Regions from separate parts of the Homo sapiens genome. Here region 2 is linked to region 1. The links are chromatin loops, found by intact Hi-C in ENCODE. Cell type or tissue: heart right ventricle. All regions are shown on one strand. Each heading gives the region's core, and the rest is flanking DNA. Links, peaks and the distances in the headings are about the cores only. Region 1 holds the start of LINC01428 (long intergenic non-protein coding RNA 1428). Region 2 has its middle 130 kb from the start of LINC01428.

Region 1 (16,602 bases), core at 3,827-11,826:
CTCAGAATAAGCAAATGCTCGCTTTTTCCCCACCTCCCCATCTCCTACCTCTCTTTTTTTATTTTTTATTTTTGTAAAATAACTATTTATTCTTCATTCCATCAGAGAAACAGGATATCCTAGAACCAGTGGAAATACATACACGGCTCATATAGGTATTTTAAGACTCTGGAATCTAAGGAAACTATGTGTTTTTTAATTAGAACTGATTCAAATGCTTTGACAAGTCTTGAAAGAATAACATATGAGGCATTCCAGGTTTACCCTGCAGTCAAGCTCAGCATTTCCAGCCTTTGAAGTTGCTGATTTACACACATCTGCGATGGGCTCAGCTGGACCCGCCACTTACAGACAACTTTAGAGTTACAGGCCCCAGGTCCACTGCATTTAAAGAGTCTGAGAAAGCAGTACTGTTCTTCTCTGCCTGAGCATTAGAATCACTCGGGAAGCTTTCCAAAAATTCCAGTGCTTATGCTGCACCCCAGACCAATTGTATCAGAATCTCTGAGGGTGGCATCCAGACATTAGTGTTTTTTAAAGCTCCCAGATATGGAGTTAACAATTAGGATAAATGAACTTTAAAGCATTCATGAGTAAGATTCATAAAAGGCAGATCTCTAACGCTTTCTAGGGTGAGAACTACAGAATTTAATGGAGTGACTTACATTAGGGGAGATGACCCCCAACTTCAGAGACCTAAGAGCAAATAGAGTTCTCAAAGGAGGCTACCCCTTAAGCTTCAAAAGGAGAAACATGTTTTCTACTGTTTAACAGTCAAGATGGAGGGGGTAGAGGACAAAGAGTACCGGAAAATCCTAAATTTTCATCCCCATTTTACCACTATCTTCTATGACACCTTGGACTTCAGTTTCCTCACCTGTTTAATATGGGTTGAGTTTTAATCAGTGGCTCTCAATTGCTCATTAAAACTCCGGGGGTATTTTGTAAAGTACTTATGCTCAGGCTGAAACCCAGACTAATTAAATTTGAATATCTCGGGCAGTAATTCAAGATTTAGCTATTTTAACATATTCCTCACGTAGGGCTTCCAGGTAAAATGGAAGACGCCAATGTCTTCGAATTTCAGATAGACAAAAATATTTTTTATTACAAATATATCCCAAATATTTGCATTGGGCATACTTATATTTAAAAAATTATTTGTTGCTCATCTGAAATTTCAGATGAGCAACAGATAATGCTGAAATCGGGCAGCCCTCCCAATGTGATTAAAATATGCAGACAGAATTACTGGTGTCCTTGCTGCTCGTAGGGTGATCTCCAGATTAGCAGCATCAGTTTCACCTGGGAGAAAGGAAAATCCATGGGACCTAATCCACACCAACTGAATCAGAAACTTCAACAAAATCCTCAAGCATTTATGTGCACATAGAACTTTGAAAAGCACTGGCTTAGGTGACCTACCACAAAGTTTGCAGAATCTTCCAACCTTTCTAACCAAAAGCAGCAAATCCAGAGGTTGCTGTACAAATTAAAGAGATCTCCTAAGTTCATGGAAACTTCAGAAATGGTTTCGATTGCATTTACTGCAAGAAAATTGGTTGCTTCTATTTTTCACCCCAACTCTAACATAAAATCCCCTCACTCTTTTGTTGAACGACAAAGGATTTGAGCTTAAATTAGGTCTCTGTTCACACTACTTTGCCTGCCCTTGCCTGTTCTCTCCATAGAGGCAGGGCCTGGACTCTGACCCAAATCTTGCATTAGTCAGGAGAACATGAAGCTGGATTGACTTCATCAGCTTGCCACTAACCCAAAAATTGTGACTCAGACCTGACCTGTCTTTGCAAATATACTCTTTCCTGCAGGGGAAGGACTCCTCACCTTAGCTAATTCACTAGGCCTTCCCTTCATTAACATGAGGATGTCTTGCCATTCAATCAGATATCTAGATATTAATAGGTAGATTAGATAAAGAGACATATTATATATACACATTGTTTTTGTTGATATTAAAATACATGTTTAACTCTTCCAAATTAAAAAGTACAGCATTTCAGAAGGTCGATAAGAATTCTCAAGCCTAAACATTATTACACCCTAAACCATAACTTGTCAAACACCATCAGTCCATTAGCTACCTCCTTTCTGAACTCAAGGCAAATCCAGCTGTAGAAATACATACCAAACATATTGCAATGTTCACACTATACATCACATTTGTCTGAAAATGTGACTACAACATCGATTTTGATTTTCTCAAATATATACCTCTTTTTCTAATATTAAGGGTTTTGATAAAAGGCTAAATATACATCAACACCTCTCCCATATGAACACATATGTATTTAAGGGGCAGTTTAATGTTTATGTTTCTAATGGATTTGCACTGAACTCAAGAAAGCATTGTTTTGCAAGAGACGTTAGCTGTACAAAAGAGTATCTTCTTTTCCGCCTATGAATTTGTTAGCTTAAGGGTAGTTAAGACTCCAATCTAAAAATCATCTGTTTAATTTGCAAGTTAGTACCTTGTATGTTCAAAAGCATTCCAAAAGAATGAAGATGTTTTTTGGGACTCAGAATGTCCTTTAAAATCTCTTATTTTTCATTGGAAAAAAAGTGGAAATTGTTTCCATTGGAAAAAAAATAAATCAAAAGTGTAAAATGACTGAGGGTCTGAGTTAGACTCTGGATCCTCTGGCTCTGGTCACTTTCCTTAGGAAGTCTCCATCAAAGTTTTCAATGGGTAAATGCAATTTTTACCCCACCTATTATGCCAAATCAGAACAATATGCATGCCAGCCTTGCTATAGTAACTGACATTAGCATAGATATGCTAACGTGACTTCACAACTAAAGGACAGAGTCTGGTGCTATTTTACCACCAGCAATTTTCTCCTTAAGATTGGGACCAAGTTGATGACCTAACTTACATTATTTTTCCCTTCAATTTAGTATAGTTGACAGTGAACTCAGTTCTTCCCTCCACATCATGCCTTTGGCCGTGGAGTTCCTGACGGATGTTAGCTGGCTCCAACTTGTCCTCCTTGCTTGCTGAGGTGACAGGACCTCTTTGCACCAGAGGGACTAGAGCCATTTAAGCCAACACCCACACAGGGTGGGACTGATTCTCCCTAGACATAAATCTGCCAGGTTGTCATCAGCTAGATCATCCCCCTACAAGGGCAGAGAAGTAAAAGCAAGCTGAATCATAGATTACTTCACAGCTTATAGCTAATAAAATAACAAACTCAAAAGTTAATGCAATTATTTTCCTGTATTCAAGACCATATACTGAGACAATCAGTTAAAAAGTCCATATATGGCAGGGCATGGTGGCTCATGCCTGTAATCCCAGTACTTTGGGAGGCTGAGGTGGGTGGATCTCGAGGCCAAGAGATCGAGACCATCCTGGCCAAGATGGTGAAACTTCATCTCTACTAAAAATACAAAAATTACCTGGGCATGGTGAGGCGAGCCTGTAGTCCCAGCTACTGGGGAGGAGGCTGAGGCAGGAGAACCGCTTGAATCTGGGAGACGGAGGTTGCAGTGAGCCGAGATTGCACCACTGCACTCTAGCCTGGTGACAAAGCGAGACTCTGTCTCAAAAAAAATAAAATTAAATAAATAAATAAATAAATAAATAAAAGTATATATATATTATATATATATATAGACAGAGAGAGAAAGAAACTCAGGTATTCAAAAATTGTCTAAAGATACTCAAAGTTATTTGCCAAAAAGATGGGATTTAGATTAATGTGTGAATAACATTCTAAATAAAACATTTTTTAAAAAAGCAAATTGTACACTTTAGAAAACCAATAGTATACTTATTGAACTTATACATATTTGTTATACAGAACAGAGCCCTCAGAAATAATGCCACGTATCTACAACTATCTGATCTTTGACAAACCTGACAAAAACAAGAAATGGGGAAAGGATTTCCTATTTAATAAATGGTGCTGGGAAAACTGGCTAGTCATATGTAGAAAGCTGAAACTGGATCCCTTCCTTACACCTTATACAAAAATTAATTCAAGATGGATTAAAGACTTAAGTGTTAGACCTAAAACCATAAAAACCCTAGAAGAAAACCTAGGCAATACCATTCAGGACATAGGCATGGGCAAGGACTTCATGTCTAAAACACCAAAAGCAATGGCAACAAAAGCCGAAATTGACAAATGGGATCTAATTAAACTAAAGAGCTTCTGCACAGCAAGAGAAACTACCATCAGAGTGAACAGGTAACCTACAGAATGGAGAAAATTTTTGCAATCTACTCATCTGACAAAGGGCTAATATCCAGAATCTATGATGAACTTAAACAAATTTACAAGAAAAAAACAAACAATCCCATCAAAAAGTGGGCAAAGGATATGAACAGACACTTCTCAAAAGAAGACATTTATGCAGCCAAAAGACACATGAAAAAATTGTCATCATCACTGGCCATCAGAGAAATGCAAATCAAAACCACAATGAGATACCATGTCACACCAGTTAGAATGGCAATCATTAAAAAGTCAGGAAACAACAGGTGCTGGAGAGGATGTGGAGAAATAGGAACACTTTCACGCTGTTGGTGGGACTGTAAACTCGTTCAACCATTGTGGAAGTCAGTGTGGCGATTGCTCAGGGATCTAGAACTAGAAATACCATTTGACCCAGCCATCCCATTACTGGGTATATACCCAAAGGATTATAATTCATGCTGCTATAAAGACACATGCACACATATGTTTATTGCGGCACTATTCACAATAGCAAAGACTTGGAACCAACCCAAATGTCCAACAGTGATAGACTGGATTAAGAAAATGTGGCACATATACACCATGGAATACTATGCAGCCATAAAAATGATGAGTTCATGTCCTTTGTAGGGACATGGATGAAGCTGGAAACCATCATTCTCAGCAAACTATCGCAAGGACAAAAAACCAAACACCACATGTTCTCACTCATAGGTGGGAATTGAACAATGAGAACACATGGACACAGGAAGGGGAATATCATACACCGGGGCCTGTTGTGGTGTGGGGGAGGGGGAAGGGATAGCATTAGGAGATATACCTAATGTTAAATGAGGAGTTAATGGGTGCAGCACACCAACATGGCACAGGTATACATATGTAACTAACCTGCATGTTGTATACATGTACCCTAAAACCTAAAGTATAATTAAAAAAAAAGAAACATTCCTATTCATAAAATAAATATTAACCTAGAAAAAATAGATATTTGTTATAAAAATATGTTAGATAATATAAACTACCAAAGTTATTTTTGGTAGTTACTTAAAATGAAAACTGAGGCATTCTCAAGTAACACCCAAATTCTTCACCTTTCTTGTACTTTCATCTCCTTCCTTCCTTGTGTTTTCTCAGCGACCAATATGGCCAGTTCAGATAGAAGGATGACTTGACTGGAGGTCAGAAGATATTAATCACACTGTATAAGGAGTATTGTGGGGATAAGAAACAATGTTTCCTCCATAAAAAGACAAGTGGAGCTGAATTGAAAATAGGAAATGTATGGGTGTGGTGGCTCACACCTGTAGTCCCAGCTACTCAGGAGGCTAAGGTGGAAGGATTGCTTGAGCCCAGGAGTTAGAGACTGCAGTGAGCCAAGATCATGCCACTACATTCCAGCCTGGGCCACAGAGGAAGTTCTTGTCTTTAAAAAAAGAAAAAGGAAAGAAAAAAAGAAAGTAGGAAAAATAGCTATCATGCATATGTATCTTTGATGTTGTTGAAGATGCTTTGAATACAAAACCTAAAACTTTACTCATATAAAATATAATTATATTTAAGTTGTCCTGTACAATTTTGTCCAAGCTGTATATGCTTTATGCCAATGAACTCTAATGAGAAGTCATCCCTTGAAATATTAAGGCTGTTCCAGTTACCATTGCTGAGTAACAAATTATCCCAAAGCTTGGGGACTTAAGACATGCTCATGGTTTTGTAGATCATGAATTTGGGATTATCTTAAGTAGGCAACTTTAGCTCAGGGTCTCACATACGGTTGCAGTAGATGTTACCTGGGACTGCAGCCATCTGGAAGCTCCACTAGGTAGGATGTTTGAGAAGGCTCTCTTACCTGGCTGACAGTTGGTCATGACAATTGGCTGAGGTTCAGCTGGGGCTGTTAATAAGAGTGCCTACTATATGTGGCCTCTTTACCTGGTAGTCTTGGGGAGGTCAGGGTTCTTATGTGGTCTCCAAAAGCAAGTATCCTAGTTGCAACACCTTTTATGATCTAGAATTAAAAGTCACTCAGTGTTACCTCTGCTGTATTCTATTGGTTAGCAGTAAATCACAGATTCAAGGGGATAATTAGACATCCTCTCTTGATGGAGGAAAGGCAAGGCTCTGGAAGAATGTGTGGCACTGGAGATGTTATTGCAGCTGTCTTTGGAAATCTGCCATAGATATTCATGGAATTAATTAAAATATACTGGATTTAAATGGAGATAGATAGATTGATTGATTGATGTACATGATTTAAGGTATAGAGTCAGCCCTCCATATCCCTGGTTGTGCATTTGCAGATTCAATCAACAGCAGATCAAAAATATTCAGCAAGAAACATTAATAAAAATAAAACAACAATTAAAAATAGTACAAATAGAAAACAATACAGTATAACTAATCACATAGCATTTACATTGTACTTGTTATCAGAAGTAATCTAGAGACAATTTAAAATATATAGGAGGATATGGGTAAGTTATAGGCAAATGTTACCCCGTTTTATAAAAGGGACTTGAGCATTCATGGATTTTGGTATCTGAGTGGGTCTCAAATATGCATATGATTGTATGGGACTGTATTCACAATGGCAATTGACGATCTGCTGAAAGCAACTCCTCTGGGTTGAGCCTCCACTCAACAAATTACCCCATTCCAAAGACTTGGCATAAGGGAATAGGTGGGAGTTGTTCTCCTTATCGGATCAATCTTATTTAGTAGCATCCCAGCAAAGGCTTAGAGAAGGAAGAAAAAGAATGCAGAAGGAAGAAACGAAGGAGAGGGAAAAAGGAGAAGGGAACGGAACGTATGGCAAGAGAAGGGAGATAAAACATAGAAACCTCTTTCTGCCAGTTCCTGGCCTCCCTGGGATGGGTTACCAGAGCAAACTCAGGACACAACAACTTAATTGAACAGGAACTTGGGTCTCTTTTTGTCATGGCCCATAGGCATGCTATTTGCATGTATACTCTTTCTTCCCTCTGCATATAGATTTACCTGCTGAGACGCAACTCAAAATGAAGAGCTATAAACACAGAGAGGAATCAATGTATTTGTTTTTATCCACTGTCTCTAATGCCCTGATTTTGATATTTTTCCACTTTAGAAGTCATGAAGACTCAGTGTTATGCTGGCTTTTAAAAATACTTTTAGGAGTTAACTTATTTCTCAGAGTTTTGAACAACTTAAATAGTAGAGTTATATCTCCCTTGGAAGTTGGAAAGGATGTACTACTAACATTTTCCTGGCCTTTTTGGAGCATTATCTTTGCTAGATTTCCTATTCTCTAAATTATTTATTCAAACTTCTTAAACCATAAACCAATTAATTTCTATAAAGGTTTAACATTCTCCTAGGCACTTGTGATGAGATTAAAGATTATTAATGGCTTTTCAGAGCCAAGACTCATCTCTTTTTGGATTTTCTAATGCCCTTCATAGCAACATCTTAATATATTTATATTTGCCTGGCATATATTTTTTAATGGGAAGGAAACTGTAAAGTTTATTTTTAACTAACTGGTTGAATGCAAAAAATAGACTTTGCCCTTGGATAGTCCTTGTTTGTAGTGTGGGTATCAGGAGAATGAGGCAAGCCAAGCTGTGAGGAGTCTGTGGGTCATGGCTTTGGCAGCGTGGAACCTGGGACATAGAGTCCCCCTTGATACGGCTGTTCAGCAGACCAACTTTGTTGTAAATATTTAGATAAAAATGGGCTTTAGAGCAGCCACATCTGAAGACCCACAAGGCTGAATGTTACACAGGGTATGTATTCTGCTTTTGGCTTTAACAAATGTCTAAAAGGGAGAAATCCAATTGACTCTTGTTGTTTTAATGTTAATTAATTGCTGTGGTGCCTGTTCATCAAGTGTGAGTGTAGAAACCTGTTAGTTCACTTACCACTGGGGCTGGACTTAGCAGATGGGAAAAATATTATTTTGGCATGTTTTTAATGGCAGCACAATTTATTTTTAACTAGCTCTCTTTGGTGTGTATGAAAGGAGACTACCACCTGTGCTTTGTGGATGAGTGTCAATGATTCGGACAGATTAATTTATGGCTTAGTAGACAACCACAAAAGATTTCTGGGGTAGAACTCACCTTTTGGCCAGCTTGACATGAACTTCAATTTTACTTCATTTTCCCAGGCCTGGAAGATTGTATTTAAGTAATATTATACCAAGTAGAATATAATCTGTACTTTCTCTTAATCATGGAAAGTACAAATAAAGATATAGACTTGTTTCCATACGTCACTCTCTGTGTGTGTGTGTGCGTGTGTGTGTGTGTGTGTGTGTGTGTGTGTGCTGTATAAATCTGACTTACCTAAATTCTGACATTTGTAGCTGCCTTTTCAAATGCTGGAAGCACAGATACATCTTGAATGATGTAAAAGCACATTCGTATTTTTAGCAATAAATCTTTGACTGTAGAATATCATTAAATAAATTGAAAAGCAGACCAATATTAACATCGTGATTTATATGCTACTTGCTGCTAGAGACTTGACATAGAATACTAATTATGAAAATGGTATAGTGCTAGATTTCTTCCTGAATTATTACACACATTATACTTTGCAGGGAGCAGGTTTGACTTAAATGTAAATTACCAGGCCTTTTTTTTTTTTTGCTCTTTCAAAGGGCTATTTGTTGTATTACCCAGTGCTTTTCTGTCCCTCATAGTTGAAATAATTAAGATCATTTGCAGGGCCTGGTTTGCTCATTTTGCTTAGTTACATTGCTGCTATGGTCCATTATGTCTACAGGGGAGCACCATTATTTAATCTGAACATCTGGAATCCATCATGTGTAGTGAAGGACAAGATGTATCCTCATTTTTAAGCCAACTCCATGATAAAATTGATGGATGGGACCAATGTGTACAGGTGAAGAAGATTGATACTTAAGATCTGTATGTTGTGATAGGAAGATCATAAGAGGACTTTTATTCTGCTTCATTTTTTTTTACTTTATTTCATTATATTGTATTTTATTTTATTTATGGCACAGCAATCAGAATCTGATTGAAGATAAACTCATCCTATTTGGATCAGAGCATTAGAAGAAAGAAAGAACTGACACTTCTCAACCTTCTCTAGTTGAAGACTTCTCTTTGCTATAACTACTTGAAGAGTTCAGCAGAAAAATTTTACTGAAGAATCCCTGATCCTCCTTTAAGTAGCTGTAGAGAATATTCACTAAGTGTAATGGGACACGTCTCTCTCATGCCCACTTCTTTTCTCTTATCCCTGCAAGAAAATGAAGTTTTGTTGGAGTCAGAGGTTTATTTTAGTTTATTTTAATCAGAAACGTGTATGAAATCCAAAGCACATGATCTTCATTTTTAATAACGTAAACCATCCCCATGTTTATGTGCTTTCTCTGGTCCTCAACCTTTTTTTTTCTTTTTAATTTTAAGAACATCTGTCCCCACTGCAACTTCACTTTCATCAGGAAATCTAATTACAGAGATAGAAAAGAGTATAGTAGGTGAAGCAAAAGACAGCAGCTCCACCTCTTAATACTGAATACTTAGATGACTGCCAGATGAATAGCTGGATCCTTTTGTGGCTAACTAACTCACCTGGTGTAGAGAAAGACAGTTGATAGATCAAAAAAGTATACAGATAACAGAGAGCAAGTGATATGGATATGAAAGACATTAGGGAGCATACAAATGCAGTTTGGCCAGGATTTATTTCTAGTTATGGACTGATGAGGAGACATGGGGAAAAATTGTCAAATTAAAAAAAATCTTTTTGGCAAATTTAAACTTTGCCTCTATCCTTTTTCTCTTAATCTGCTACCCAGATATGCACTTCAAATAGGAATGTGGGCCTACTGGGGCATGAAATAGTTGAGAGCTATTCAACAATGAGGAGAATGAGAGAAATCTATTTAGAAGGACATTTTAGAATTTAAGCCAGTTGAACCTTAATAGTCACAGATAATTTAACATGACCCCTAAACCATTAGGGGGGTTTTTACTACAAGGACTTGGCTCTGTATTAACAATGTCATCCTTCTTAGAAATTGATAACTATAGAAGTTATCCTATGTGGAGTAAGATAAGAATGACTGCTCTTCATGTTTACAAGAGATTAGAGTGGATAAGAACCAGGTGAAACAGGAATCCCAAGGGATCTCCTTCCTTCTCAGAGTCATAGCCATTCCAGGGAATCTGCACATTTTCTGGCTTTCCCATTTCTATCAGATGGTTACTTAGGAACAAATGAAAATCAGCAAAAGTGCCATGATAATTATCACAAATTCGTATGAAATAATGAGGCAGTTGAATGCATTTTTTCTGTCTTATCTCTGTTTGTCAATGAGCTAAACAGTGTGTTCAGGTCCCTCTGAATACTTGGAGGAGCAAGATTCTTTAGCCTTGTCTCACTGATTCCCAAAGTTTATCTAAGTCTTTCCAGAGGAGGACCTCTATTGTCAACACTTGATAGCCAAACCCTTCCTTTGTTTTTTTCCTTCTATACACTACTTGTTAATCAACTTGCACAAAACCAATTTCTGGTTCAACTTTGTCCTGAGCTGCTAACTGGCTATGACTTTATTTTACAGGTGCAGTAACTTTGTTAGCTGTTATTTTGAGGAGCTCCAGCCATGGGCTCATTTGATAGATTTAATTGCCAACATCTTGAACAAACCCCTTGATTTTAAAATTTTAATTTAGCATGTTTAACATGAAAGAGGATTGCCGAATAAGTGTCCCATTTGATTTACTCTATAAGTAATACAGCTGTTTGTCTTTATTTGAAAAATAAAGGTAGACACTTAGAAATGAAAGATGAAAGCTTGGAATGTGACCTGTAAGTCCAGAAATCACAGACCAGAAAGCAAGAAAGGAACATGAACAGCACATGTCAAGTATCCAGGAATTTCTAAGTATAATGCAGAACTTGGGGCATGAGAAATAATCTCTCTCTCTCTGTGCGTGTGTGTGTGTGTGTTTTCTTTATCTGAGCATGTTTTTTTATATACTGCCTTTTCTGGTAACTTCATTAGGTCTGTATAATTATAGTTTGCTTCAACCTTAGTCTGCATCAGTATTCATTATTATCTATTTGGTGCATTGTAGCAGCATAAATATAACTAAATTACTAGGGTCAAACCATAATGGGAGCTGTTGTGATGGTAATTAGAGCAGAAATATAGTCCTTTTTTGGTAAAACTTGCAGAATTGTAGCATGAGGTGTGTTCTTATAGGGTACAATTAAAGCCAGGTTGTGGGTTCAAGGTGGTAAAATGATGGATAATGAAGGTACACCATTAATCACAGTTCCAAAAGATGCTCTGTATCAATTCTTTTCTCTCTGAAAGGTAGCTCAGAGGTTGATGCTAAGACAAAAACCAACAGAGGGCTTAGAGGTAAGATGCCAACTTCCGTGCCTTCACTAATTGTCACTAGAAAGCTGAAACTGTATCGAACTCTTTAAAAGGAAAAAAAGAAACTAGTAGAAAGCATCTCAGTGTGGTTATTGAAATCATTAAATTTGAACTTAGTGGAGCAATGCTTTAATTCTATGTGTCTTTGCCATGTTGGACTGAGTCTCTCACATAACATCTTTAGAATTTAGAATGTGCTATAACTTGGAGCGGAATCACCCTTATTGTCTTTACACACAGCCCATAATCCTGAAAAGCAGAAACAGAATTCCACTCTTAACCCCCTCAGTTTGCAGAATGTCTAAGTGTAGTGACTCTAGACTCAATGTGAGGTATGTGGAAATGCTTCAGAAGAGAACAAGGCCTCGGCTGGGCGCAGTGGCTCACGCCTGTAATCCCAGCACTTTGGGAGGCTGAGGCGGGCGGATCATGAGGTCAGGAGATCAAGACCAGCTTGGCCAACATGGTGAAACCCCATCTCTACTAAAAATACAAAAAAAATTACCTGGGCATGGTGGTGCATGTCTGTAGTCCCAGCTACTCGGGAGGCTGGGGCAGGAGAATTGCTTGAACCCAGGAAGCAGAGGCTACATACAGTGAGCTGAGATCGTGCCACTGCACTCCAGCCTGGGCAACAGAGCAGGACTCCGTCTCAAAAACAAAACCTAAAACAAACAAAAAAAGAGAACAAGGCCTCAAAATTAACAAATATCTGCTGATTAACTTTTTTCACTAGCAGCAAAAAAATTGGAATAATTCTCAACCAGTGAAATATCTCATTAAAAACCCAATTAAAAAGTCTGTGTACCCAAAATGTAAGAAAGGCTTGCTCTTTAAGCACACAATTGAAGCCTTTGATGTCTACCTAGGATTGCTCATTTGATCTCATTTGATGTACTCCTGGAAACTTAGTAAGTATGTAGGCATGCGGCATGTTCAAGGTCGTAGGCAACCTTTTCCAAACTAAGTTCTTTGCCCTTCATGGCTTTGTGGAATTTAAAAAATCAATTATATTTTATACTCTGAAATAAAAGTTTCCAATTTGGAAAGATGTTTAAAGTCAACGGTTGTTTCTCCAATAACTAACACAGAGCTTGGCATACAGTAGGCACCTTATAAATTTCTCTTTGAGAGAATGAATAAATGCCTGGGTAAAGCTAATTGATACAAAAGGGCTCAATAAACTTGTGAATATTAAATGAAAAAATGGAAAAACAATTGGCCTCTAATAACCACACAGAAAACTGAGTACATGTTTTCTGCTCTTTCTGATTTTCCAAAACACACAGTTAAGAAGTTTCTCATGTAGCCTGACACATAAAGGTTTAGATGGTGAGTTATTTATTGGATATACTATTCATTATATAATCATTTGTGTATCTTTTGACATTAATTGTTCAACTTTGTATGATTTCATAATCAGTTATAGATTATTTGAGCCCTCCTTTTTTAAGGCTACTTTCAAATTGTATAGTTAATTTTATAGTTTTTTATAAAGCTACTCAAGTGATTCATTATTATAGATAACTTTGATTATACGTTCAAATTTTAAAAACTGATTAATAAGCCAACATTATGGCAGATTGAATAATTTCTTAGCAAATATATGCTTTTTTTTCCTTATGCCCATGCTTGACTTTCAGCTCAGCTGTTGGTCCATGGATGTTCGTAGATGTGACTTAAACAGATGCTTGAATTGTGCTATACATTTAGGCTTGCTCTCCCGCTCTGTCTTCTGCCATGAGAAGCCACTGACCGGGATAAGGAAGATGAGAAATAGTCATGGCAGATCTATACCCAGCCTATAGCTCTGAGCAAAACTCTGAGTCAAACTCGGCCTGCAATTTGCAGACTCCCTGCTGGCCTGAAAAAATTCGTGTTCATTGTGGAAAGCCAATTTTCATTGTGGAAAGCCAATGAAAAGAAAATTCGTGTTCATTGTGGAAAGCCACTAAGTTTGTCTGTTTTGTTATGTAGCATTGTTGAGAAAATAGTAGACTGATACAACTGTTTATGAATTAACACCATTTTGCTTTTAGGCACATCTTCTTTATGTAGGTACCGTAACATAGGTTCCCTTGATCTTTGCCATAATCTCATAAATCAGACACTATCATATCCCCATTTTATACATTTGAAATCTGAGGCCTCAAGAGGTGAAGAGAATTCCTAGACAAGACTTGACACCAACTTGTACATCTCCAAATCCCATGTTACACGCTGCTTCATCCATTTAAATGTAGCTTAGTTAGCCTGCCTCTCTGGTACCTAGTAAGTCCTCAATAAACACTAATTTGCTTACCTTTCCTTCTTCTTTCTTAAATTGTATGTATCAAGTTAAATGGAAATGTTTGATTAAAATAAGCTAACCAAGGCCTTGTGTAGAATAGAAGGAGGTATTGTGCATGTTTTCTCCTGATAAGATGCTTCTAATATAGGAATGGATGCAAAAATAAACTAGTATAACAATAAGAAGCTACCTGTCACATATTTAACAAATAGATTGAGATAGTAATTAAAGCATTGTCTCAATACAGACATAATTGAAAAGCTGAGTACTTCAGTTAATAGTCACTTTAGAAGGTGAGAAAAAAAGAGATCTATGCAGTAATAAACAAAGTAGACTTAATTCATTAGTACTATTCAATCTCTCCTTAAACTGAAGATTAAGAGCTGATTGTAAGTATTTTATAGTCAGCATACTTATACTGTAATAGTACTACAGAAACAGTCTCTCCAAATGCATATTTAAAGTTGTGTAGCTCCTCCTTACATGCATATTTGAAGTCAAATTATGATTTTTGGAAAAGAAGATCTATCCCTAAAAGACATTTCTCATTCACTATGACTGTCTGGAATACCCTCCCCTTCCTTGTATGCTTGGTACAGTAAATTCCTTTATATTTAACTTAAGGACCACCTCTTTTCCTATGCCTTTTCTGATCTTCCCATATAGATGGTCTTTCTCTCTCCTACACTTCAGTAACAAAAATGGCAAAATTTTAATAGATTTTGACATTGTTTTATTTATGTCATCTTCCTATCTTCTTCCTCTACTCAGCTCTTTGAAGGCAGGTGTTTTGACCTTCCTTGTTAGCAAATTTAGTGTTTGACATACAGTAGGCACTGCCAAAACATAGAATAAATAAATAGACACAGTTAAGTCTTAAGAACTCAGTCTTTAGGAAGAGAGAAAAACAGAAATGTAATCATTTATAAAGAGAATTGAGAGAACTAATTCTTGTTGCCAAGAGGCCAGGACTCAATTAGGCTATTGAATTATGATCAGTGGGGAAGAGAACTGAAAACAGAAAAAGAAAGAGAGGTTCAATGTGTTCAATGGAAAGACAAGAAAGGATAATAGAGATAGAATATTTTCTTTTAAGTAGTTGAAATATTTCTTTTCTTTCCTTGAATCCTTGAGGCACTCTGTCAGCTGGCATTAAATATTTATCAGAGAATTTTTTATGCACATAAATAGGCTACATGTATGACTAATGTAATGGTGGCCTTACATAATCAAGTTAATAAAATTAAATGTATTCACTTAAAAAATCAATTCAGAACATTTTCTTCATTCCATCAACTTCAATGCTTATGTTCTTCCCCATTGTCCCATTGCCTTCTGCTGTGAGGGAGAGGGCGAAAATGAAATGATTATTGCAAGCCTAGGCTCTCACAAGATAAATATAATTCGGACATTACTTCAGCTTACTACTGGAAATGAACCCTGGACAAAATTCCCTTTTATCTCCCTCTCATCCACCAGACATACTAAACATAAAACTTTAGAGTAATGATAACACATTCTGAACTAAATTTAAGTGTTTTGAGTCTCAAAATAACCGACTTTGGGTCTTACACAAGCTACTGATTCCAAGTATGTAACTGACATATGAAATGAGAGTTACACAGTGACACCAGTTGTTTCCAAAGGCTTAGTACACTTGCTGCAGTCTTGCGATGCAGTTTAGAATGAGGTGAGAGGAACTGAACATTGAGCTCTTTCTCTTAGTAGCTGTGTCCCAACATCTTCCTGCTAAAATAAATGGGGCTAATAAAAGCCATCTTAAATGGAGCTAATAAAACTTATCTATACAATTGAGGTACTAAATGAGAAAATGTAGATACTGGAGGCAATGAAAGCCTTCGATAAATATTAATGTCATCTATCTATCTATCTATCTATCATCTATATCTTCCATCTACCTATCAATCATCTATGTATCTATCTGAGATTTTGGAGTGGTAACCAACATTAATTCCCTTGACTGAGTAAATTCACTTGACTGAGGCTTTCAATGTGCCTTCTGTGAAGAAATTACAGTAAAGCAGTATAGAATCTTAAGTTGGATATTCCGGGTTTGAACATGGGTTTTGTGACCTTACCCAAATGTATTTAATTTTGCTGGCCTTAACTTTTTTTAAGATGAAAGTAATAATAGTTTTTACCTCTTTAAATTATTATGAGGATTACATGATCTAATACCTGTTGCAGCACTTAGAATAATAATTGACAAATAGCGAAGAGTAATAAATATTAGTTATTATTTCCACAGTTCTATAAAGAGTAACTCAGTTTTGACTTTCATTTTATCTCTTTTTTTCAGATGAAAAGGGAAAAAAGAAACTGCGTATAAATAGTACTAGAGTAAGTTAAAAAGAACTATCTTATAATGTGCTTAAAATTATGGAAAGTTTCTGAATTCTAGCCTGAAATTTAAGAACAGTTCTAAGTAATTCCTTAAATTTGTTAAGTCTTTTCAATCTTTGGGTTTTCAGATAAGACAACCAAAGGACTGACTGCAGTAAATAGAGCTTTTGAAGGCATTATCATTCTATTAACAATAAAGCTGAGAGGATAGATTTGTTTTATGATTTTCACATGATATTACTTGTCGGTGACCTGAGCTGAATTTGAACTGGCATTCTTGAAAAGAAAGATTCCCTTTACAAATCCTTTAACCTCTAATGCAG
Region 2 (16,602 bases), core at 3,008-11,007, 130 kb after region 1:
GGTGACAAAGTGGAAAGAAAAACATATGGCCCAAGTGCCTTAATTATGAATGGATAAAACATCTCTCCCCGAGACCCCTAGTTGAAATTTCTTATTCTAAAATCAGCTGCTTGAAACTTTCTCTCATTTGTGAAGGGTGGGTCTGGGTGAAACAAGTGGGATGGAACAATCAGCGTCTAAAATTTCTTCTGGAGTGCATTACAGACCTCTCACAGCCTCATGAGGTAGATTGGAGCTAAGAACCAAGTTTGCTCAGAATGATTCTTTTCTGGAAGCATCCAATCTCGAGCCTCACCTAAAATATTATTTAAAGCCTGCCAATATCCCAGGATAATTTGTTCTATATATAAAACACCACCACCCCTGAAGAGGAAAAGCTTTGGTAGATAAGCTGCTAGAATCTTCTATAACTCCTCCAGGGCTCTAGTTATTCCTTGGATTGGTGATGATGTGAGCAAAATGGATAATATTTTTAACTTGCTGGGACTGATATTTTTCTCTAGAACACCTCTTATTATCCCTGGATCCCTACTAAGATCAAAGGAATTCCCCAATGCAATAGAACAAGAATATCTATTTTGTCACTATTAGTTAAAAGGCTAGGACTGACAATCCAGGTCTTTTGCTGTAGATCAGCCTCATTAGAAATCTAACCATCAATAAAAAGAAGTCATTTTTGCATTGATATGAAAAAATATTTTACATCTGCAAAAAACAAGTGCTGAAAATAACTTCAAGGGATAGTCACTGGAGATCTAGTTGAACTTCTAAAAAATAAAATTCACAAGTATATGCTGTTTATAAACTGTTCGCTCTATTTGTTTTGATTTGCTCTTCTTCATACTTTTAAACTTGTTGACTCAGGAGAAATATATCTTTCAAGATAATATCCAGGCATTGTTGTAAGTACTCTGAATTCAAGAACAGGTTTGGATGAGAGATAAAATAATGGTAATAATAATTGTGGTAATAATATACTAAATGTAAGAACTGAAGACAGGTTTCATAAAGGGTAGAGTTGTAAAGACTATTTGCTTAGACTTTTGATATTTTACCATGCGTCTTAGAAACAGGTATACAAAAGTGGAAATGGACCATTGCCAGCCACTCTAAAAATTTAGTTAACAGCATATTTATGAAATATATGGAAGGAGGTACATATGGTCTTCCCTGGATATTTATTTCTGTCCTCTCCCCCAATTTTTAAGCTATCTATCAATGTCAATATGCATTGAATTGGTCAGCCAAGGATATCATGTCTCAATGAGCTTGAGTGTATATGCTTAAGAAACCAGAAAGTCAAATAACAGTGGCTGATATATTGTGCCTTATCATATTTCTGGAAAAAAATTTAAGTGTTAAGGTTCTTCATATGTTCAGATATTTAAAGAGAAGGCAAAAATAAGTAAATTATTACATTAGTAAATAATCCTTTTTTTTCCCTTTTTGGTTAGGTTTGCAAAAACGACTTATAGGATGCAGAAAACCCAGTCTCTGCAAATTAGAAAACTTGTCACTTCTTCCAGGCAGATGCAGTCCCTTGCTAGGAAGGGGATAAGGCTTTGTGAAAGACACATGGGCTGGATTTTAACCTTCACTGATCCCACTGGCTGAGTGTCCTAGGGCAGTGACCCAATTATATGCAACGGCGCTGCTTAAGGAGATCTAAAAATTACTCAGCATGTCCATTAAATACCTGTATAAATTTTTATAGACATTTCTTATCCAAGGATGAGTGTGTTGGCTTCATAGGACACTGGTGTGAAATAACAAGAAAGAGAACATGACTAGGAAGAAAGGCTGTTATCCTGGAACATGCATGCTGAACAATCCACGTTTTACTAACCTATTGATTTTTGGAAAGTTTCTTTAAAAAGACTTATCCTTTTTCTGTATTGCCCTACTAAACTAAAGGTGATAAAAGTTTTTATAAAAACAGTGAAGTATTTAGGAAGTGACTTGACAGAATTATCAAATACCCATTCAACTATTCCATATAAAAGGATTAAAATTACAAGACAATAGAGATAGCATACATGGCTTGCTTTCTTTTGTTTTTTGGTTTTTGGGTTTTCTTCCTATCAGATGCCAAGGTGGTCAAAGTTTGTCTTAGGTAGACGAATACAAGCTTTCTTTGAGAAACCTGGAATTTAATATGGGCAGGGAGGAACATGCCGTTAGGTGTTTTATGCTGCTTTGACTCCCTAAAGGGAGAATGCACAAAGGGGCTTGAGCTATGGTTTTTACATCTCACCAGAGGCATCATTTCCTTGAACTGTCTCAATATAGATTCCGTTTTTTAAGAAGGCAAGCTGAGACTTTTTTCCATTACTCTTGGCCGGAATCTGGATTTGTCAAACTGGCCACTGTCACTATTTATGTCTAATTAGAACCACCTGTGAGAATTTGTGTGACACACAAAAAAGGGGTGGAGAGAAAAGGAAAGCTAATGTTCATAATGATTATAACAATATTTAATCTCAAGGCTCATTTTATTTGTTAGAGGCCTGATAATGAGACTTTCCTCTCACATTTTAATATGCACCTCTCCCATTTTAAAAGTTTTTTTTTTTAGATTTTAGCAGAAAGTGTTCAGTAGTTTTATGTGCATGAGTGTGTCCTCCTAAAAACAACTTTTTTAACCCTTTTAAGAAAAAAATGTGCAAAGTTGAAATCTGATTTGGGGTGACACAGTGTGGCTGGATTGTCTTTTTCTTATTGAGATTGGTATAAAGTGAGTTGGGTGGACACCTTGTCCAGGAAACAGCACTGCAAGTGCTCCCGCTCTCCTCAAACCCATTTTCCTTCCAATCACACCTCCCACATTTTCCTAAAGAAAATTCCTTCCAGTCTCAAACTCAATAACTTTGGTCTTATCACAACAGCAAAAACAATTTTGAAAATTTTGAGGGGGCAAAAGTACCTATGTCGGGCCAGGATAGAATTATTAAAGCAGAGAGAGAGAGAGAGAGAAAAAAAAAAAAGCTTGTGTTTTTTCCATTTTCTGTCAACTACTGTAAAATGTCAAATCCTTCAAATGAAGTCCACAGTGATGAAAAAATGTCATTTGTTATGAATAACATTTATAGCTGAACTTTTCATTTAATGCTATGGCCTAAAATACATTTTTACATTTAAAACAATTGCATATTGATTTAAAAGTTCATAAACTTAAAATTCAAGACTAAACTGGATAAAAGAAGTGTTATTAAACCTTTCACATACCCTATTTTTTAATTCTCTTCTCCTTATAAGCTGAATCATAATTCAATGTCTAAAATGTAAAAAATGCAATGTTGAGAAAAAAATACAATCTGAAATCTCCCCCCACCTAAAAACACGTATTTATTATAACAACGTAAGCCCACTCACTAAGCATGAAGAAATTCACAACGGAACTTTCTACATCCTCTCTTACAAACAACAGCATAATTGTTACTGGTCATCAGAAAAATGAGAAGACAACATCCGATGTCTTAACTTCACCCTTAATCACTCAAGGTCCTTGAGTTCTTTTTATCATTACTTTGTCAGCCCTGAACACCATGCTTTCTAATCAGTGGCAAAAGGGGAATCAGTATTTTTGCCTCTTGACACTGATGAAGAAATGGAAACTGACTAGAAATGGAATATTGATAGCATTGGGATTTGGGACACTGTAGTCATAAAAATGCAGATAAAATTGCAGCCTTGGATGACAACTATTTTCTTTATGAATCTTATTGGAAATTGTAAACCTTCTTGATGTCTAATTTCCCTTCAAGGCTGTTGAAGCTCTTTTCAGGCCATGGAGTAAAGGACTTAAATGAGCATTACACTGAGAGACAGATCTAGGTTTGAATCTTGAATCTTGGCTTTTGTTTTGTTTTGTTTTGTTTTTGAGACAGGGTCTTGCTGTGTCATCCAAGTTGGAGCGCAGCCCATAGCAATCCTAGTTCACTGCATCCTTGAACTCCTGAGGTAAAGAGATCCTCCCACTTCAACCCCACCTGCTGGACCGGACTAATTTTTTTTTTTTTTTCATAGAGACTGGGTCTTGTTGTGTTGCCCAGGCTGGTCTTGAACTCCTGAGCTCAAGCAAGTGTCTTTTCTCAGCCTCCCAAATTTCTGGGATTGCAGGTATGAGCCACTGCTCCTGGCCTCTGCTTTTAACCAGCTGAGAACTTGGTCAATCAAGCTGCTTGACTTTTCTCAGTTCACTCAGCTGTAAAATGAACTTCGAAGAGCTGTGCAGATTGAATATGAAGATCAATGCAAAAATATTTAGATAAATTGTTAAAAGTTATCACGGCCAGGTGCAATGGTTTACACCTATAATCCCAGCACTTTGGGAGGCCGAGGTCAGCGGATCACTTGAGGTCAGGAGTTCAAGAACAGCCTGGCCAAGATGGCGAACTCACATCTCTACTAAAAATACAAAAAATTAGCTGGGCATGGTGGCATGCGCCTGTAATTGCAGCTAGTCAGAAGGCTGAGGCAGGAGGATTGCTTGCACCTGGGAGTGGAGGTTGCAGTGAGCTGAGATCTTCCCACTGCATTCTAACTTAGGCAACAGAGTGAGAATATAAGGTATTGCTTGAATTATTGTTTTACATGCTCCCTTGCATCTAGTTCATGTTACCACATTCAAACCCAGTGCTGGAAAAGAACAGAGAGAACATTTCTGTATCTACCTGGTATCTAAATTCCATCCTCTTATCTGCATGATACCATTTGCCCTTTTTATTCTTTGGACTCTTCTTTAAGTTAGATGAGGGACCCTTCACCTTCCACCTTATCTCCCATAACCCACAGAATAAAAGAAATAACACTCTTAGCCCACCCCTGGAGACAACATAACAAGCACCACATTTACTCCCTCAAGTTCATATTCTATCATATTCCAACTCATCAATAGACTTTCTCTACTTGACTTTGAACCACTTTTTGTTTTCTCTTCTCTCTTTCTAATTCTGGATATATAAAATATATAATTTTCTTTTTCAACAGGTGCTGGAGAGGATGTGGAGAAATAGGAACCCTTTTACACTGTTAGTGGGACTGTAAACTAGTTCAACCATTGTGGAAGTCAGTGTGGCGACTCCTCAGGGATCTAGAACTAGAAATACCATTTGACCCAGCCATCCCATTACTGGGTATATACCCAAATGACTATAAATCATGCTGCTATAAAGACACATGCACACGTATGTTTATTGCGGCATTATTCACAATAGCAAAGACTTGGAACCAACCCAAATGTCCAACAATGATAGACTGGATTAAGAAAATGTGGCACATATACACCATGGAATACTATGCAGCCATAAAAAATGATGAGTTCATGTCCTTTGTAGGGACATGGATGAAATTGGAAATCATCATTCTCAGTAAACTATCGCAAGAACAAAAAACCAAACACCGCATATTCTCACTCATAGGTGGGAATTGAACAATGAGATCACATGGACACAGGAAGGGGAATATCACACTCTGGGGACTGTGGTGGGGTGGGGGGAGGGGGGAGGGATAGCATTGGGAGATATACCTAATGCTAGATGACGAGTTAGTGGGTGCAGCGCACCAGCATGGCACATGTATACATATGTAACTAACCTGCACAATGTGCACATGTACCCTAAAACTTAAAGTATAATAAAAAATAAAAAAATAAAAAAATAAAATAAAATAAAATATATAATTTTCTTTTTGAAAATAATTCCTATGTTTCTCCATTTGTTCTTTTTCTTTGAATTTTTATTCATTGAATAAAACTGGGAAATATCAAGGGCTCCCTGAAGTCATACATTACATCAAAAAGGAAAATTATTGTCAATAGTTAAATAAAGATTAGATGAAAAATGTTTAACTTGGGTCTTGGGAAAGCATGTTGTTTTTCCTAAGTGCATCCCCTCGATGACTCAATAAGCATTTATTAATAACCTACACTAGGCTCATGTTTAAAACTTGTGAGAGACAATAGTTGTCACCTTCAAGGAGATTATAACCAGGTTGGAGAATGAAAGCGGCCATATCAGCTAGTTGTGGTTATTTTGGTACTGACTGTGGATTTCATGTTCTTTTGCCCTCCTTCCAGCTCCTCTCTCATAAGCAGCACCCATTCCTGCAAACACAGAATACTGTGTGTCATTGAAAACAGATGGCTCAGGTCCAGGCAATAACCATAAGGGATAATGTACGGATACTAAATAGTATAATTCTAAAAGTCCGTTTATTAGGCAGAGCTGGCTCCTAAAAGGGATGTGAGATGTCCTATGAGAAAAGGAGCTTCCACCAAATGTAATCAAATTACAGAACAGTCACCTCGGTGGGGAAGAGCAGGGGACAGGGTGGGGCTGTAATGAGGGGGTTAATTAAAAATTCTGTTGCAAGTTGGCCATACACAAGCCTAGCTTCTTTGATTGCTTCTGCTAACAGACTTCTTTGCCAGGTTTTGAAGCCATAGAGTCTCCCTTTCTTTGGATCTTTCATCAGTTTTGTAATGATGAAATTTCCTGCATAGGAGGCTTATTTAGGTTTTTATATCTTCCTACTTATTTTATTACCTTTTATATTGCATGTGAGGCTGGATCAGTGTGCAGCAGAACAAAGCTAATTACAACTTTCATGACCTAAATATAGCATAATGACAGAGTGTCATTCAAGAATAGCACTGAGCTGAAAAACCTTTTGGCAGGCCGAGACAGCGGTTATTCAGCTCCATGGAGATAGCTCCAGGGACTGATTGACTCCAGAACTCTAAGTTGCCCAAAAGTTGTGAACAGGTCACTGAGTAATCAGCTTCACTTAGGTAGGAAAGTGAGTCTCAGGTCTGCATTGCTTGATTCATACTGACCCTTACTTTCAGAAAATAAACTGCAAATGTGCATGAAGCTGCTATTTGATAGAGAGGGACAATGTCCCTTTCAGAGATTAGGAAGCTCTAGACTTAGGTGGAAGAACTGATAGAACCAAGGGATCTAGAAGAAAATATTCCTGTAATGCCACATGGAGTTATCTAGAAAACAACAAAATTAGCATAATTCCACCAGTGAATAATTTGTCATTGGGTTTAGTTATCTATGATGCCTATTGCTAACCCCTTGTCTTACATGACTGTTTTTATTCATTTGCTTGTTTTGATGCTTTTTCTTAGAGTTGCTACCTTTAGTTCTATGGACATATGTGTATCCCCTATTTCTAACACATATACACCTCACTCTGGTGTGAGAATTATTATGGTATAGATAAATGTGTGGCAATTGGTGGTCCTAATCTTTTTACAGTCTTTATGTCACACTCAAAAACAAATCTTCCTACCCCCAATTCTTATTTGCCATTGGCAATTTCATTGAGCTGAGGATGTCCAAATTTAGTTACTTTGGTTGTCTTACATTCCACTTGCTGTTCACTCTGCCACTTGACTCTCCCTGGAATTTCGTAGTTGTGCTTTGTAAAAGCTTGTTAATAACATTTAACGAGAACATTAAAAGGACTGCGAGTGAACAGAGAAAACAAAGGACATACCCAGTGCTGTCATGAGAATTCCACCCTCCACCCCAGAGATGAAGCCTGTACTTAGTCTTTGAACCCAAGGCAAAGCAGGTATAGTTTTTATTTATTTATTTTTTCTTTTTACTAACCACTCTGCTTTCCTTTGTGAAAAGGGCTTGAAGAGGCCTGGCCTAGCACTCTCAGAGTGTGAAAAAGGCATAGAAATTAAATATAAGTTAGTTTTTGTTTTATTAGACCAATGGGAATCCTTCTTGCCAAGCCACCATGTTCTTTGTGGGAAACAAACATGGCTTATATTTAGAAGGAGAAGAGGAAGGACATTCATGACGACACCTCACCTGATCTGAGCCTCAGCCTGTGTCAGCTTGGAAATTTATGATGATTATTTCTTCCTATGGGTAAAATTAATTGATGGTGCTCATACACAAAGATAGTTTATAAGAAGTACATCCTAAAACCTTCTGTTGTTAAATGCAAGTACAATTTTAAAAAAAGCAAGGATATTTCAGTATTACTGTTAGAAACTTTCTCATGGTTTCTACGCTATGGAGATGTGGTTTTGTTTGAACTGTGAATGATATTACATTTTTAATATTATACTAGAGAATTTTATTCATTTAAAAATTTTGTCGAGGAGGAGCCAAGATGGCCGAATAGGAACAGCTCCGGTCTACAGCTCCCAGCGTGAGCGACGCAGAAGACGGGTGATTTCTGCATTTCCATCTGAGGTACCGGGTTCATCTCACTAGGGAGTGCCAGACAGTGGGCGCAGGCCAGTGTGTGTGCGCACTGTGCGCGAGCCGAAGCAGGGCGAGGCATTGCCTCACTTGGGAAGCGCAAGGGGTCAGGGAGTTCCCTTTCCGAGTCAAAGAAAGGGGTGACGGACGCACCTGGAAAATCGGGTCACTCCCACCCGAATATTGCGCTTTTCAGACCGGCTTAAAAAACGGCGCACCACGAGACTATATCCCACACCTGGCTCAGAGGGTCCTATGCCCACGGAATCTCGCTGATTGCTAGCACAGCAGTCTGAGATCAAACTGCAAGGCGGCAACGAGGCTGGGGGAGGGGCGCCCGCCATTGCCCAGGCTTGCTTAGGTAAACAAAGCAGCCGGGAAGCTCGAACTGGGTGGAGCCCACCACAGCTCAAGGAGGCCTGCCTGCCTCTGTAGGCTCCACCTCTGGGGGCAGGGCACAGACAAACAAAAAGGCAGCAGTAACCTCTGCAGACTTAAGTGTCCCTGTCTGACAGCTTTGAAGAGAGCAGTGGTTCTCCCAGCACGCAGCTGGAGATCTGAGAACGGGCAGACTGCCTCCTCAAGTGGGTCCCTGACCCCTGACCCCCGAGCAGCCTAACTGGGAGGCACCCCCCAGCAGGGTCACACGGCAGGGTATTCCAACAGACCTGCAGCTGAGGGTCCTGTCTGTTAGAAGGAAAACTAACAACCAGAAAGGACATCCACACCAAAAACCCATCTGTACATCACCATCATCAAAGACCAAAAGTAGATAAAACCACAAAGATGGGGAAAAAACAGAACAGAAAAACTGGAAACTCTAAAACGCAGAGCGCCTCTCCTCCTCCAAAGGAACGCAGTTCCTCACCAGCAACAGAACAAAGCTGGATGGAGAATGATTTTGACGAGCTGAGAGAAGAAGGCTTCAGACGATCAAATTACTCTGAGCTACGGGAGGACATTCAAACCAAAGGCAAAGAAGTTGAAAACTTTGAAAAAAATTTAGAAGAATGTATAACTAGAATAACCAATACAGAGAAGTGCTTAAAGGAGCTGATGGAGCTGAAAACCAAGGCTCGAGAACTACGTGAAGAATGCAGAAGCCTCAGGAGCCGATGCGATCAACTGGAAGAAAGGGTATCAGCAATGGAAGATGAAATGAATGAAATGAAGCGAGAAGGGAAGTTTAGAGAAAAAAGAATAAAAAGAAATGAGCAAAGCCTCCAAGAAATATGGGACTATGTGAAAAGGCCAAATCTACGTCTGATTGGTGTACCTGAAAGTGATGTGGAGAATGGAACCAAGTTGGAAAACACTCTGCAGGATATTATCCAGGAGAACTTCCCCAATCTAGCAAGGCAGGCCAACGTTCAGATTCAGGAAATACAGAGAACGCCACAAAGATACTCCTCGAGAAGAGCAACTCCAAGACACATAATTGTCAGATTCACCAAAGTTGAAATGAAGGAAAAAATGTTAAGGGCAGCCAGAGAGAAAGGTCGGGTTACCCTCAAAGGGAAGCCCATCAGACTAACAGCGGATCTCTCGGCAGAAACCCTACAAGCCAGAAGAGAGTGGGGGCCAATATTCAACATTCTTAAAGAAAAGAATTTTCAACCCAGAATTTCATATCCAGCCAAACTAAGCTTCATAAGTGAAGGAGAAATAAAATCCTTTACAGACAGGCAAATGCTGAGAGATTTTGTCACCACCAGGCCTGCCCTAAAAGAGCTCCTGAAGGAAGCGCTAAACATGGAAAGGAACAACCGGTACCAGCCGCTGCAAAATCATGCCAAAATGTAAAGACCATCGAGACTAGGAAGAAACTGCATCAACTAACGAGCAAAATCACCAGCTAACATCATAATGACAGGATCAAATTCACACATAACAATATTAACTTTAAATGTAAATGGACTAAATTCTCCAATTAAAAGACACAGACTGGCAAGTTGGATAAAGAGTCAAGACCCATCAGTGTGCTGTATTCAGGAAACCCATCTCACGTGCAGAGACACACATAGGCTCAAAATAAAAGGATGGAGGAAGATCTACCAAGCAAATGGAAAACAAAAAAAGGCAGGGGTTGCAATCCTAGTCTCTGATAAAACAGACTTTAAACCAACAAAGATCAAAAGAGACAAAGAAGGCCATTACATAATGGTAAAGGGATCAATTCAACAAGAGGAGCTAACTATCCTAAATATTTATGCACCCAATACAGGAGCACCCAGATTCATAAAGCAAGTCCTGAGTGACCTACAAAGAGACTTAGACTCCCACACATTAATAATGGGAGACTTTAACACCCCACTGTCAATATTAGACAGATCAACGAGACAGAAAGTCAACAAGGATACCCAGGAATTGAACTCAGCTCTGCACCAAACAGACCTAATAGACATCTACAGAACTCTCCACCCCAAATCAACAGAATATACATTTTTTTCAGCACCACACCACACCTATTCCAAAATTGACCACATAGTTGGAAGTAAAGCTCTCCTCAGCAAATGTAAAAGAACAGAAATTATAACAAACTATCTCTCAGACCACAGTGCAATCAAACTAGAACTCAGGATTAAGAATCTCACTCAAAGCCGCTCAACTACATGGAAACTGAACAACCTGCTCCTGAATGACTACTGGGTACATAACGAAATGAAGGCAGAAATAAAGATGTTCTTTGAAACCAACGAGAACAAAGACACAACATACCAGAATCTCTGGGACGCATTCAAAGCAGTGTGTAGAGGGAAATTTATAGCACTAAATGCCTACAAGAGAAAGCAGGAAAGATCCAAAATTGACACCCTAACATCACAATTAAAAGAACTAGAAAAGCAAGAGCAAACACATTCAAAAGCTAGCAGAAGGCAAGAAATAACTAAAATCAGAGCAGAACTGAAGGAAATAGAGACACAAAAAACCCTTCAAAAAATCAATGAATCTAGGAGCTGGTTTTTTGAAAGGATCAACAAAATTGATAGACCGCTAGCAAGACTAATAAAGAAAAAAAGAGAGAAGAATCAAATAGACACAATAAAAAATGATAAAGGGGATATCACCACCGATCCCACAGAAATACAAACTACCATCAGAGAATACTACAAACACCTCTACGCAAATAAACTAGAAAATCTAGAAGAAATGGATACATTCCTCGACACATACACTCTCCCAAGACTAAACCAGGAAGAAGTTGAATCTCTGAATAGACCAATAACAGGCTCTGAAATTGTGGCAATAATCAATAGTTTACCAACCAAAAAGAGTCCAGGACCAGATGGATTCACAGCCGAATTCTACCAGAGGTACAAGGAGGAACTGGTACCATTCCTTCTGAAACTATTCCAATCAATAGAAAAAGAGGGAATCCTCCCTAACTCATTTTATGAGGCCAGCATCATTCTGATACCAAAGCCGGGCAGAGACACAACCAAAAAAGAGAATTTTAGACCAATATCCTTGATGAACATTGATGCAAAAATCCTCAATAAAATACTGGCAAACCGAATCCAGCAGCACATCAAAAAGCTTATCCACCATGATCAAGTGGGCTTCATCCCTGGGATGCAAGGCTGGTTCAATATACGCAAATCAATAAATGTAATCCAGCATATAAACAGAGCCAAAGACAAAAACCACGTGATTATCTCAATAGATGCAGAAAAAGCCTTTGACAAAATTCAACAACCCTTCATGCTAAAAACTCTCAATAAATTAGGTATTGATGGGATGTATCTCAAAATAATAAGAGCTATCTATGACAAACCCACAGCCAATATCATACTGAATGGGCAAAAACTGGAAGCATTCCCTTTGAAAACTGGCACAAGACAGGGATGCCCTCTCTCACCACTCCTATTCAACATAGTGTTGGAAGTTCTGGCCAGGGCAATCAGGCAGGAGAAGGAAATAAAGGGTATTCAATTAGGAAAAGAGGAAGTCAAATTGTCCCTGTTTGCAGACGACATGATTGTTTATCTAGAAAACCCCATCGTCTCAGCCCAAAATCTCCTTAAGCTGATAAGCAACTTCAGCAAAGTCTCAGGATACAAAATCAATGTACAAAAATCACAAGCATTCTTATACAACAACAACAGACAAACAGAGAGCCAAATCATGGGTGAACTCCCATTCACAATTGCTTCAAAGAGAATAAAATACCTAGGAATCCAACTTACAAGGGATGTGAAGGACCTCTTCAAGGAGAACTACAAACCACTGCTCAAGGAAATAAAAGAGGACACAAACAAATGGAAGAACATTCCATGCTCATGGGTAGGAAGAATCAATATCGTGAAAATGGCCATACTGCCCAAGGTAATTTACAGATTCAATGCCATCCCCATCAAGCTACCAATGACTTTCTTCACAGAATTGGAAAAAACTACTTTAAAGTTCATATGGAACCAAAAAAGAGCCCGCATTGCCAAGTCAATCCTAAGCCAAAAGAACAAAGCTGGAGGCATCACACTACCTGACTTCAAACTATACTACAAGGCTACAGTAACCAAAACAGCATGGTACTGGTACCAAAACAGAGATATAGATCAATGGAACAGAACAGAGCCCTCAGAAATAATGCCACATATCTACAACTATCTGATCTTTGACAAACCTGAGAAAAACAAGCAATGGGGAAAGGATTCCCTATTGAATAAATGGTGCTGGGAAAACTGGCTAGCCATATGTAGAAAGCTGAAACTCGATCCCTTCCTTACACCTTATACAAAAATCAATTCAAGATGGATTAAAGATTTAAACGTTAAACCTAAAACCATAAAAACCCTAGAAGAAAACCTAGGCATTACCATTCAGGACATAGGCGTGGGCAAGGACTTCATGTCCAAAACACCAAAAGCAATGGCAACAAAAGACAAAATTGACAAATGGGATCTAATTAAACTAAAGAGCTTCTGCACAGCAAAAGAAACTACCATCAGAGTGAACAGGCAACCTACAACATGGGAGAAAATTTTCGCAACCTACTCATCTGACAAAGGGCTAATATCCAGAATCTACAATGAACTCAAACAAATTTACAAGAAAAAAACAAACAACCCCATCAAAAAGTGGGCGAAGGACATGAACAGACACTTCTCAAAAGAAGACATTTATGCAGCCAAAAAACACATGAAGAAATGCTCATCATCACTGGCCATCAGAGAAATGCAAATCAAAACCACTATGAGATATCATCTCACACCAGTTAGAATGGCAATCATTAAAAAGTCAGGAAACAACAGGTGCTGGAGAGGATGCGGAGAAATAGGAACACTTGTACACTGTTGGTGGGACTGTAAACTAGTTCAACCATTGTGGAAGTCAGTGTGGCGATTCCTCAGGGATCTAGAACTAGAAATACCATTTGACCCAGCCATCCCATTACTGGGTATATACCCAAAGGACTATAAATCATGCTGCTATAAAGACACATGCACACGTATGTTTATTGCGGCACTATTCACAATAGCAAAGACTTGGAACCAACCCAACTGTCCAACAATGATAGACTGGATTAAGAAAATGTGGCACATATACACCATGGAATACTATGCAGCCATAAAAAATGATGAGTTCATATCCTTTGTAGGGACATGGATGAAATTGGAAACCATCATTCTCAGTAAACTATCGCAAGAACAAAAAACCAAACACCGCATATTCTCACTCATAGGTGGGAATTGAACAATGAGATCACATGGACACAGGAAGGGGAATATCACACTCTGGGGACTGTGGTGGGGTCGGGGGAGGGGGGAGGGATAGCATTGGGAGATATACCTAATGCTAGATGACACATTAGTGGGTGCAGCGCACCAGCATGGCACATGTATACATATGTAACTAGCCTGCACAATGTGCACATGTACCCTAAAACTTAGAGTATAATAAAAAAAAAAAAAAAAAAAAGACTCTAAAAAAAAAAAAAAAAAAAAAAAAAAATTTTGTCATGTTCTACTAAGTTTTCACAATCAATCTTCTCTAAACTATGTGAGCTGCTGGTCTTATTGAAAGTTTAACCAGGTTTGCAACGGCCTCATCTATTCCTCAGCCTGCTGTGTGACCTTGGATCTTACCATTGGTTCTCTGCTTATTGGCACTTCCATATAAGACAGGGCAGAAGACACAAAAAAGCATGGAACCCCTGTCAGTCAAATGGACTCCTCTGTAGCAGTTCCAGAGCAAAAAAAATGGGATGAAAAGTTGAAACATTTGACTTTCAAGAGGTTTGGGCATAATATGGAAATTCCATCCACAACTCCTCTATTTACCATTCTTGGTTATAAACTAAATTTCGTCTTTTTCTGAGATTTAAGATTCCTTGTCTATGCTTGGTGTGGCCTATTTACTTTGACAACCTTGCAACAAAATCATTACTATATCAACTTTTCAGCTACTGAGGAAAAAGCCAAAAAAAAAAAAAAACTTATAAACTGTTGTACGAATGTAGCCTTGTGAATGTGGGAAGTGTGAAATACAACTTTTTGACAGCTGTAAAATTGTCCCATAATGAAAATAGGGGGACCTATAATTTAGTTTTATATTTTTCACATTAACAATAGCACGAGTAGCTAAAAATATAGTTTAAGTCATCCAAGTAGTACTTCTCAATATTATGTCTGGGTTAAAAAAATTCAGGTTTGTGTTTGGCTAGGTTAATATAAACAACCATATAATAATTTCGTTTCACAGCCCATCCCGTATTTACAACACAAATGCAGACAGAGTTTATGAAGTCAGACTTCTCTAGAAAACCATCTGAATAATACAAGAGCCATAATTCAACAAAATACCAAAGAATGTATTATTTCTGGTACTCTCAACTGTTCTCTAAACAATATGGTTAGGTGTAGAACAAGGTTTTTATTTTTCTCTAATTGATCTGTATGTATATTTGAAATTTTATGGAACTATAAATAGATAAAGAAAAGTGAACAGCTCAATTGATTTTCACAAACTGAACACTTCCATGTATCCTGTTCCCAGGTTAAAAAAAAAAAAAAAAAGCAACAGGAATATCCCAAGAAGCCTCTTTGGAATCCCTTCAATTTACTACTCCACTCCCCACAACCAAAGCTTCAAAGGTAAATCTCTCACACGTTGATTAGTTTCACTCAATTCTGAATGTTTTATGAATTGAATAAAGGGTAGTGGATTCTAACAATCAACTCACATGTTTAAGTATATTTCCAACTCCAGGACAGAAAATTCCATGGTAATATTCCAATGTTAAAATGATGCAATTTAAATATGCAAAACATAGCCTACAACTTTGATCGGAATAAAAGTCATGACCATGGAGTATGTATTTATGCAAGAAATCTTGGATCGCCTTCTGTCCCAGACAAGATCCTAAGTTATACATAATTGTTGAAGGGATAATAATAATAAATGATTATTGATCTTCCCTGCGTTAGACATGATTCTAAGTATTGATGGGATATATCATTTAATTGTTAAAATAACACTATCTGCTTGGACTCTGTTTCACAGAGAAAACAAACAGGAGGTAACTTACCCAAGACCACTCAGCTAGGATGTGGTGGAGGGAAATGTGGCTTCAAAGTCTGCACATTTAATTTCTAAACCAAAACTTTTTCCATAATATAGGTATCTCTTTACCTTCCCACAGGCAATGCTTCTAATGCAACCACTGAAGAAGAACAAGACTCATAACTTGTGAACACACCTGTTAAGATAATTAAGCAGACGCTGAATGCCCTTTTGTCTCTGTGAAAGTATGGAACTCTAAGAAAGTGGAGCAAACAAACTGGTGTCAACTGTGGAAGGCTTAAAGCTTTCGTCCCTGGAACCTCTATTTAATAGAGTGGAGCAGTCTTATGAGGAAGAGTTAGGTGATAGAGAAAATCATATTAAAGCTAGGAATAAATAAAACTGCACATATTCACATATTTGTAGATCAGTTCTCAGTTACAGGAGATTCTCCCGCAGGGGATATTTCACAGTGTCTGGAGACTTCTGTGTGGTCCCAACGGCGGGGGAGGGTGGATGAAGTAGAGTGGTGATGAGGGAATGGTTGTGTGCCATCTAGTGGGGAGAGGCCAGGGATGTGGTAAACATCCTGCAATGCACAGGACAGCCTCCCATAGCAAAGAAGTATTCAGTCTCGAAATCAGTCGTGCCGAGGTTGAAAACTCCTGAGCTAGACAATGGCTTGGAATTGAAGTCTTCCTACGTTTCTGAATTTTATCCTATGCGGAATAGTGGAACAAGGAGGAAATTTACAGCGAAACAGGCCTGAGTGTGGGCCTAGTGTGTGTCATTGCTGTAGATGAGACTGATGACCACGTTGGACCACCTGCTTTTATGGGGAAAAGACGACAAGCAAGACTCACCTCAC

What was found. Peaks named below come from ENCODE experiments on the same cell type or tissue, not always from the same donor. Only the 100,000 strongest peaks of a DNase experiment are listed, where the experiment ranks them.
Region 2: it touches region 1 in a loop (2.5-fold over the local background); 5 of 110 quality-filtered maps call a loop at or near these places.

Annotation. Positions count from the first base shown.
Region 1 is chr20:7,249,483-7,266,084 of GRCh38, reverse strand. LINC01428 (long intergenic non-protein coding RNA 1428) reads left to right here and starts at 11,883. Exons shown (of 8, transcript NR_110609.1): 1 at 11,883-11,957; 2 at 16,236-16,276. In heart right ventricle, for the core only: no CTCF peak of the experiment used is centred there; a DNase peak (open chromatin) is centred at 7,854; H3K4me3 peaks cover 1,168 bases; H3K27ac peaks cover 1,819 bases.
Region 2 is chr20:7,113,723-7,130,324 of GRCh38, reverse strand. No RefSeq gene overlaps it. Among named protein-coding and RNA genes, the nearest start is that of LINC01428, 130 kb to the left of the region's middle. In heart right ventricle, for the core only: no CTCF peak of the experiment used is centred there; a DNase peak (open chromatin) is centred at 6,682; H3K27ac peaks cover 1,693 bases.